Regions from separate parts of the Homo sapiens genome. Here region 2 is linked to region 1. The links are chromatin contacts, found by Hi-C or POLR2A ChIA-PET in ENCODE. All regions are on one chromosome and are shown on one strand. Each heading gives the region's core, a stretch centred on a gene start or an enhancer-like site at or near the end of the contact. The rest is flanking DNA. Distances are from core to core; before and after follow the strand shown. Region 1 overlaps LINC03007 (long intergenic non-protein coding RNA 3007). Region 2 has its middle 15 kb from the start of LINC03007.

What was found. Hi-C counts contacts between places; a loop is a spot of excess contacts on that map. ChIA-PET counts read pairs that join two places held with the same protein, here RNA polymerase II (POLR2A). Pooled maps may share reads with other maps.
Region 2: a loop to region 1 is called in a map of aorta, with 2.5 times the contacts of the local background. The contact joins two enhancer-like sites. A Hi-C loop is called at or near these places in 4 of 168 maps with a recorded cell type or tissue (aorta, chondrocyte and sigmoid colon) and 1 of 50 pooled maps. POLR2A ChIA-PET finds 5 or more read pairs at or near these places in 1 of 52 experiments (activated CD4-positive, alpha-beta T cell).

The regions. Positions count from the first base shown.
Region 1 is chr7:25,753,053-25,757,488 of GRCh38, reverse strand. All of the region lies in intron 1 of LINC03007 (long intergenic non-protein coding RNA 3007), which reads left to right. Among named protein-coding and RNA genes, the nearest start is that of LINC03007, 35 kb to the left of the region's middle. RefSeq lists an enhancer at 2,827-4,436. Within about 2 kb of position 3,026, at least 10 of the 41 ENCODE cell types and tissues checked have a DNase peak (open chromatin) inside an H3K27ac peak, as active enhancers do.
Region 2 is chr7:25,803,255-25,807,598 of GRCh38, reverse strand. No RefSeq gene overlaps it. Among named protein-coding and RNA genes, the nearest start is that of LINC03007, 15 kb to the right of the region's middle. Within about 2 kb of position 2,324, at least 3 of the 41 ENCODE cell types and tissues checked have a DNase peak (open chromatin) inside an H3K27ac peak, as active enhancers do.

The DNA.
Region 1 (4,436 bases), core at 1,777-4,276:
ATACCAATTTCATTTGTGAAAAAGTTAAAACTTTTTCTCATTGCTTTGTTTAAGCATTAATCAGATGTCAACATCTTGAGAAAAGTCATCTGTGGCTGGCTCAGCACTCTCTGGGTGCTGCTCTGACCCACCTTTGGGCTCAGTGGCTTTCTCAACCCAGTGGATGAATGGACCTTTCAAAGATGATCCTTAGTAACCTGAGAGACAGGCATAACCATCTTTATTTCTCATCTTTTCCTTTATTCTCTCTGTTTTTTCCTTCCATTCCTTCTCCTTCTATATTTAAGAACAACACAAGAGTTTGGAGGTTAAAGGGCACAACATTTTGTAAACCAGCCAGTCATATAAAAGAAACAAGGTACTTCATAAATATTTGGATTAGATTTATAGTCTCCACTGTTATTAAGAGGGCACTGGGTACTCCACATTCCTAACCAGAGGTAACTTCACCTTTAGCTTGGCTTCTCTTAGCTGAGTTCCTTTTTAAAAAGCCAGTCTTCTCCTGTATAGTGATTATTCTTGTAAAGTCATGATATTATAATCCATGGGATTTAGGAAAGTAAAGTGAAGATTAAAGTGCCTGGGTATCTTTGATCACAAGTCTAAGATCATTGCTGAGGATCAAAGTCTTAACTTGGGAAAATTTAGCCTCATTACTGTTTTGAGGTCTGACAGCTGTCTCTGTGCTTTTAATAGATCAATTCCATTCATCTATTCAAATGAGCTCTTCCAAATGCTTCCTTGATGTGCCAAGAACACACTTCTCATCTGTGTAGTTTTGTTATTTAAGGATGATATATTGGATTTTTTTCAGTCAATCATTTTGGTTATTCTGACACTTTCTGTATACCATGTCCTTCAAAGTTATTTTTGTTTTATCAAGAGATTTCTTTGTGTGGCTAACAGAAAATGGTGCATAATTGTAACAATAATGAAGTTTTATAGATCTTTGCACATGGGCATATGTGACATTTTAGAAATTCATAACATTCTGAGGAACATATTGGCGCCATCCTCATAGGATTTGTGTCCATGGGGATGCTAGGTGATCATTCAAGTCCTTACTTTCTATCTCATTCTGGAGATGGACTAAAAGTTGTAACACCAACACCAAGTGGCATGTTATGTATTTATATTTGTGAATTAGAATTTTCCTGAGTTGGGGAGGTGCATGGCAAGCATGTCTTTCTTGGCCTCATAGTTTGCATGAATGAAATGAAAAGATGGAATGGTGGTGCTTATGATGTATTTTATTGCTATAATACGAACCTGAGTAATGTTAATTAAGATTAATTAGGATTAAGCTAATTTACAGTGGGGGGGAATCTACTCACAGAAATAAGAACAAATTGTCTAAACTTACATATATTTACTAAATAGTAGGAACTATTTATTTAGCTAAAATTAAACTGTAACAGGTTTGGTTGAAGATTACCCACAACGTAACCAGTCAAGGGGAAATACTGTAAGGATAAAAATTCAACCAAGGGCCAGGTGCAGTGGCTCACGGCTGTAATCCCAGCACTTTGGGAGGCTGAGGCGGGTGGATCACGAGGTCAGGATATCGAGACCATCCTGGCTAACACGGTGAAACCCCGTCTCTACTAAAAATACAAAAAATTAGCTGGGCGTGGTGGCAGGCGCCTGTAGTCTCAGCTACTTGGGAGGCTGAGGCAGGAGAATGGCGTGAACCCAGGAGGTGGAGCTTGCAATGGGCCCAGATGGCGCCACTGCTCTCCAGCCTGGGCAACAGAGCAAGACTCCACCTCAAAGAAAAAAAAAAATCAAATAAGATGTTACACAATGAATACTATACACATCACTGTCTTGAGGGCTCAAAGGACCCTTTAATTCTTCCCTAGCACAATGGAAAGAAAAACAGGAGAGGCACAGTACCTAATATAATAGATGTTGGAACACAAGGCCAGAGAGAACTATGTAGAATCTCAGGTGGCATAAACAGCCAGGAATTGCTTGAGAAAGCAGTAAACAAAGACAGTTGTCTTTCCAGCAAAGGCAATTCAATATTCAGATCTTAGACTATTGGGCCTTCAATTGAGAAGCTTTTGGAAGGCCTGAAGTGTGAGGATCTGAAGTCTTTGTGGAAGATACAAAGGGAATGGATGGGGTTACCAGACATTGGATGGTGACACGGAGCCCCAGGATGGGAATCTGTGCCACCACTCAGCATCCAGGAGCTCCAAAGCATCTGCTTATTTGGGGCTACTCCAGGTGGTGTTTTCAAGATAATTCATCCTGAGTGAAATGTTCCCAATAGCCTTTGATCCAGCGACTAAAGTCTCTTTTTGGTGATGCCCCAGGAGGTGAGAGCACTTTGTGTATATCCCTGGTGGCCTGCCCAATTCCTTAGGTTGGTTTCTTCTCTGCTTCAGTAATGAAAATGTGCTGCAATAACCAAAGACCTGCAAAGCAATGTGGAAATATTCACTCATTAGTGAACTATCAGTGCCTCCCATGACTGTTGCCATTTCTATCCATGCAGATGGCAAAGGGCTGGCTTCTGAGTGTGTCTTCCTGAGGCTGCAGAGCAGGAAGGTGACAATCACATCAACCTCTCTCTCCCTCGCATCATCCTGTCCATTTGCTCCTCTCTGCATATACTCCCAGTGCCAAAAATCTAGTTAATTCTGAATTTCCCCAGGCAGTGTCTTCATTTAGGTAGTGCATATCCAAGGCCCAGCATCTGGGTGTCTAAAATCAGTATATTGCCCTGTAGACAGATTTTAGCCACCCCAGATGGAGTTTATGCTCAGGAAGTGTTGGACCTTAGCAGAGCTTTCAGACTTAAGGAAGAAAAAAGATCGACTTTACCACCTTGGCAGCATGGAGACAGCTTTATGTACATGTTCTTACAGGGTTTGGCTAAACATTTTGTACGGTTCGGGTGGAACATGTGAAGAACTGTAATAGAAGCAGAAGCGTTGCAACACGATGGCCCGACCATGGGGGCTTGGCAGCAACTTGCTCCAGCTCTCAGTTTGGTACAAAGTGCTATCATTACCATTTGGAAGCAGCTCCCTGTAATGTGAAAACACTTCCAGGGAAATGCCAGGAATCACAAACACAGCCTTTACAGAATGCAGAGACAACCACTATCTTTGCAGGTGGCCATTGGTGGCCCGGATCTGCCTCCCCAAGTCTTAGGCAGAATCTGGAGTGGACAGGAGGGAGTTGAGGGCAGGGAGGGGGTAAAGATATTTTCCCCAGTCCAGCCAGAAAGCTCGGGTAAACGGGCCCTTCCTTTGTACTCTTGGGTCTTCTGTGTGATCAGCTGAGGCTGAGGAATCTTTGGGGCAAACTCAAGGCAGCCGTGTAAGTCAGGCCTTGGGGAAAGCGGGGAGCAAGGCAGAAAAACAGAGCAGTGGGAAGTGGTTGCTTGGTGCTGAGTTTGGCTTAAAGTGTTGAGCTGTGCTTGAGCCTTCAGGCTCCAAGCAAAACTCCAGGGGAATGAAACCCACAGCAACCCAAACAAGGTTAAGGCTGAGCAGGAGGCCGTCTGTGGGGCCACACTGCTCTTCACACGCGGCCTGTGCAGGCCTTTCGGTGGATGGAGACCTTTCACTGCAAATCGGGTTTCTTTGGACTCATCTGAGCCAGAGTCGTTGAATGTGTTCAGTCACGACTCGGTTTTTCCCAGAAGCAGAACCCCTTTCTCACACCCAAGACCATGTCCTTGGCTGGCAAGCTATTATTTACCTCGTAGCCGAGCCAGGCAAGGGAGCCGGGGGTTGTTTTTGTGAAGAAATTCACACTGGGGATGGGTTGTAAAAGGAAAATATGAACAGAGGTTTGGAGTCGAGACTCTGAGACTCTGTTGGGGTGAACTCCCCCCTCCATAAGAGTCCTAGAAAAACAGAGGCGATGTCGTCATAGCAGCTGCTGATGGCCTGACAGACAGTTTCCGCAGCGCTACATGAGGCCCTTTGGTGTCTCTGTCAGGAGATTGGCAGCTGAATGACACCAATGAGGCCGGGCCTGTATTCCCTCTGGGAATGCCGCCCTAATTGATAGACAGAAGGCAAAGAGGAGGATTGTTTTTGAACCTGAAAAGAAACCCCCTTTTTTTCTCCCGAAAGCTCATGCCCCCACTCTCCACAGCTCTATTTTCCCCTCCCTCCGACACTTTTTTTGGAAGGTGTTTTGTTCCAGGGCAGTTACAGAGCTTAATGGAACTGAATGACTTTTACCCTTCACAATCTGTCAGTCAAAGCCCGACTCCAGGACTGTTAAATAAAGTCCTTTCAGAGGCAGACAGGAGAGGAATGTGTCAGTCAGGCAACAGACCCTGTTGTGTTTTAATCTGTCAGAGGGCTGATGAGGAGAGCAGCGGGCCCCAGGCAGGGCACATTCCCAGCAGCCCGAAGAGGCCTTGACAAACCCAGGTGTGGAGCCAGAAAGTCCCCCCACTCCAGCAT
Region 2 (4,344 bases), core at 1,075-3,574, 51 kb before region 1:
CTGCTTTAGCAATTACTATGTTTTGCCAATCTTGGCCAAATCTTTATAAAGTACAAGTGTCAGGTTATACTTTCTATATTTAGACATATTCCTGTAAAAAGGCATATAAATTGAACTATTATAAATTTATTGGGAAATCTTGCTCTTAAAAATTATCTTAAGGGAGGTCCATTGGCTAAAGTGAATAATCATTCCCTTTTCTGTTTTTTAGAGTAAATGCTTTTTGTCTTCCCTCCCTATCTCTTCTCCTCCCTCTCCCCACTCCTCCCTCCCCCCACTCCTCCCTCCTCCCTCCCTTCGTTTTGTTTCAGCACAGAGTACTTTTTGCAATATCTTGGAATGGGAAGTTGCCCTTTTCCATAGGATTATGCAAGCTGATAGTTTCAGTGGGAAAGAGGTAAAGAGTGTTATGAAGAGGATTTAAAATATATATATCTGTGTATGTGGTTCATGTTTTATGGTTGATCTGGTAAAGCCACTTACTTCCAGCATTAGTAGCAATCACATTTTGATTCCATAATTGCCCACTTTACATTTAACTCAAGATTTCACCTGCTAGGAAGTCAGGTCGAAGTTGTCCCTCTTAGGGACTGAATGCCTCTGGTGCTTACCAGGGTTTTGGAGAACACAGCCTGTTTCACTGAAGTCTGGGTGTGGCTCTCTCCTCGGGATAGAAATATATGACTTCTTAAGCACTGTGGTGGACCCTGCTAGAAACCTTCCTAATACCCATTCTTTCCATACTGACAGAATCCTAATCCTGTTTGGGGTGGCAACGTCCGCACCTAAACCACTGAATGTCCCAGCTTTCCCAATGAGACATGAGTAGAGGTTTGCTGGGGATTTTGGGGAAAAATTTTGCTTTTCTCTTGAAGGCTGATGTCCTATCCCCTTTTCCTTTTGTGTGGATGGGGTACCACAGGAGGACCGCTATCTTGTAACCATGAGGTAAGAAGCGTGAGGAGTAGATGAGAGAGGGAGGAGGCTGGGACCCAGCTCCTGCTGAGGAATTGCTACACCTGCCTGCACCAGCCACCTCAGGATTTCTTGCTATGTTTGAGAAATAAATACTCTTTGATTAGAGTCAGCTTTCTGTTACCTGTGTAGAAAGGCAATTTCAGATGGACTAATGCATAATATATAGGAAATCTTGCCGTTTCTTAACTTCAACCTTGGGTAACATCATTGTGCATGTCATGAGTTAGGGAAACTGTCTGAGAGAAATGTGAGCAGGACTCAGCTCTGCAAGTAGTGAATGTTTCTTGAAAACAGCCCATATTTTCTTCCAAGCGCACACTGAAAATGTTCCTTAAAAATTTCTCATTCCTAGGTCTAGGCTCACAAAGTGAATCTGAGAACTGAGGAAATTGCTTAGAGAGCTTTCCTTCCTGAACGCTTTCACAGGACTAATCATATCACTGAGTCACAGATGATTTTTAGACATGTTACGGGGATCATTTTCCTTGGTGATGTGAATTTGCTTTCAATGTTTACATGCACTGCATAAATAAAATAATCTAGGAAATTCAGGTTTGAATAGCTCTACACTTAAAAATGCTGTAGTTGTTTAGCAGAGACGGTGCCAAATAGGGTGGCTTCTTCTGAGGTGAATAAATCAGGCATGGGATGGTATCACTACAAGGCCTTCAAATGCTCTGAGAGCAATATGTAAAGGCCATTAAAGATTTTTTTTTTTGAGAAGTGACAGATTACCTAACACAATAATCCATGCTATTGGACAAATTGGTTTGCAAAGAATACAGCTGGCTTCATTTCAACACCACTAATGCTATGAACGGCAGCAACCAAATGATACCTGGAGGGCAGGGGCCCTTGTGTGACAAACCTGGCTCTGGGCCAGCTCAAAGAATGTTTTCTTCTTGTTTTTTTTGTCTACATTTGGCACATGGCAGCCACATAAGGGCTGTTAACATCAGATGTTGTGTAAATCTAAACAGGTAAAAAATCAGGATCAATTTTTTAAGATAGAGAAGTTTCCAGCAATTCATCTTGAACACAGAGCTCTGGCATTCCTCACTCTCTGTGAGGCCTCCTGTTGCAGCAGATAATTTATGACTCCCACATCTTGGCATTTCATTAAAACCTAAAGCATTTGACAAACTGTATTTTCAGAAAGTTTTTTCCATGAGTTGGTTTCTAGCAGGAGGAATTTATGATGAGTTGACTTAATCCTTGCTTTTTGGAGGCATCTAAAAAAAGTTCTTTCTATAAACAGCAGAATTGCGTGTAGGGGATGGCAGACCAAGCAATGGCTAGGATGTCCTTGTGAAAGAAAGCTCACCCAATGCCGTTGTAAAGCCTCCTGTGTGCTGCCCAGCTTTCATGTCTACCTCCTGTGCTAATTGTGCTGTCTGGAGGTTGGCGGGCTTCCAGCCTTACCTGGACCAGTTTTTTCCCAAACCCAGGTTGCCTGTGTATTCACTTATTACAACTAACCACTGTGAAATCATTCACAGACTTTGGAAATCACATATGTAAGGTGATTTATTTATATATTTTGACTAATAATCTTAACTTGTCATTTAGTTTTTAAAAGTTGATAAACGGACTGGGAGTTGGAAGAGGGAGCTGTTCGTGTTAAATTTATAACCCTGCTTCTTGGCATTTTTGGGTTGGTTATTGCTCTTGGATTTCTTTACTTTTCTTTTTTTTTTTGGTTAGAAACGTGTGTGTGTGTGTGTGTGTGTGTGTGTATTGGGGTCTCTTGCTTGCTCCTTCTGGTTTCCCTCAATATGTCAATATTGTGTTACACAGAAAATTTTTGAGAGGTGCAGACTTCACAGAATTTTTATGCACTAAGAAAGAGGAAACTGAAAAATGTGAATATAGCATTTTGTCAGTGTAATTTTTGCCTTTTCTTGCTGTTTATACACAATGTAAAGTTAAATGGCATTTCAGCAGTGATTCACTTATTTTGACAGGCAAAATAGAAAATTCAGACTCTTAAATGTATTTTCTTGTCTGTTTCCCCAATTATCATCATCTATGTGGAATTCAGTGATGGTCACAATTCCACTTCACTTTGAGCTGAATACACATCGCTCCTTCTTACATCTTTCTCGTCTGTTTCTATGACCAAGAGAAATGAACGGGGAGGTGTGGGGCAAGTGTGTAGATATTTCATATTACTGTTCCAATTGCTTGAGGGATAATATGAGTAATACTGGTTACTTTTGTTGACTGAATGCACAGTTGACTGGTCTCCTGCAAGTCTTGGCCTGTACAGACATAAGTCCATGTAGTTTGGGTTAAACAGCAAGTACAGGCAAAGAAAATTAGCGACATGGCAATTATCTGGATAATTCAGATTTACAACACTACTTATCCTTGAAATGGTTTCAAGGGAAAAATGGTTTTGTGGGGACTTGTTTAGATCAGGATGTGGGAACTTTCTGTAAAGGGCCAGATAGTACATATTTCAGACTTTGCAGACCTGACAGTCTCTATTGCAACTAGTCAACTTTCCAGCACAAAAACAGCCATAGAAAATACTTAAAGGGGTGGGTATGGCTGCATTTCAATAAAACCTTATTAATAAAAACAGGCAGTGGATCAGATTTGGACAGCTCTCTTTAGATATTCTATATGGGTCTTTATTCTCTAAGTTGTGTAATCACTAGATCACCAGTGATTATTCTGCCTCGTGGGAGTGGAAAGCACACGTGTGTGTTAAGTATGTGTGCATACAGATCTGATCAATACTATTTATGAATGTTAAGATGAATCAGGCTTAAAAAAACCCTGAAACATCTCAAACTACTTGGTTTCAAAATTCAAAATGTTTTACAAAGTCTTTTCTCCTGTCAGTCTTTTCAATTGTTCCAAGCCTTCTTGTCTACGTGTTGTAGAGAGCAAGGCTGAGAGTGCTGACAGACAGTGGGAAGGGCTGTCTCAGAGGTAGGGAATGAAGAATGGAAAACTGACACCTTCTAGAAATTGAAGAAGACGACATGGTCTGGACTGTCTGGAGAAGCGAGTAAATGGGACGTTTAAGCTGAATTAGGGTGTGCAGGCTTTTTGAGGTGTATTTATCTGTCAGGGATGGTTACTGCTTTTGTCTGCCCCGTTCTTGCTCCATGATCCATAATGACTGAGTGGGCACACAGCACCGGCCAGGAGAATCAGGGGCCTTCCCAGGTGTTCGAGGTGGTTCTGGTGGTGAGGATATCTTTCTATTCAGATTGGAAAGTCTGAGTTGTGCAAGTCAGAGTTGTCTCCAGCCATGCTCCCTGAAGTGTAGAAAGCCCTTTGGCAGTAGACAGCGTGGCACCAACAGCCCGCAGAGCGATGAGATGAACAGAAAGTGTCACCTCTGAGCTCTGA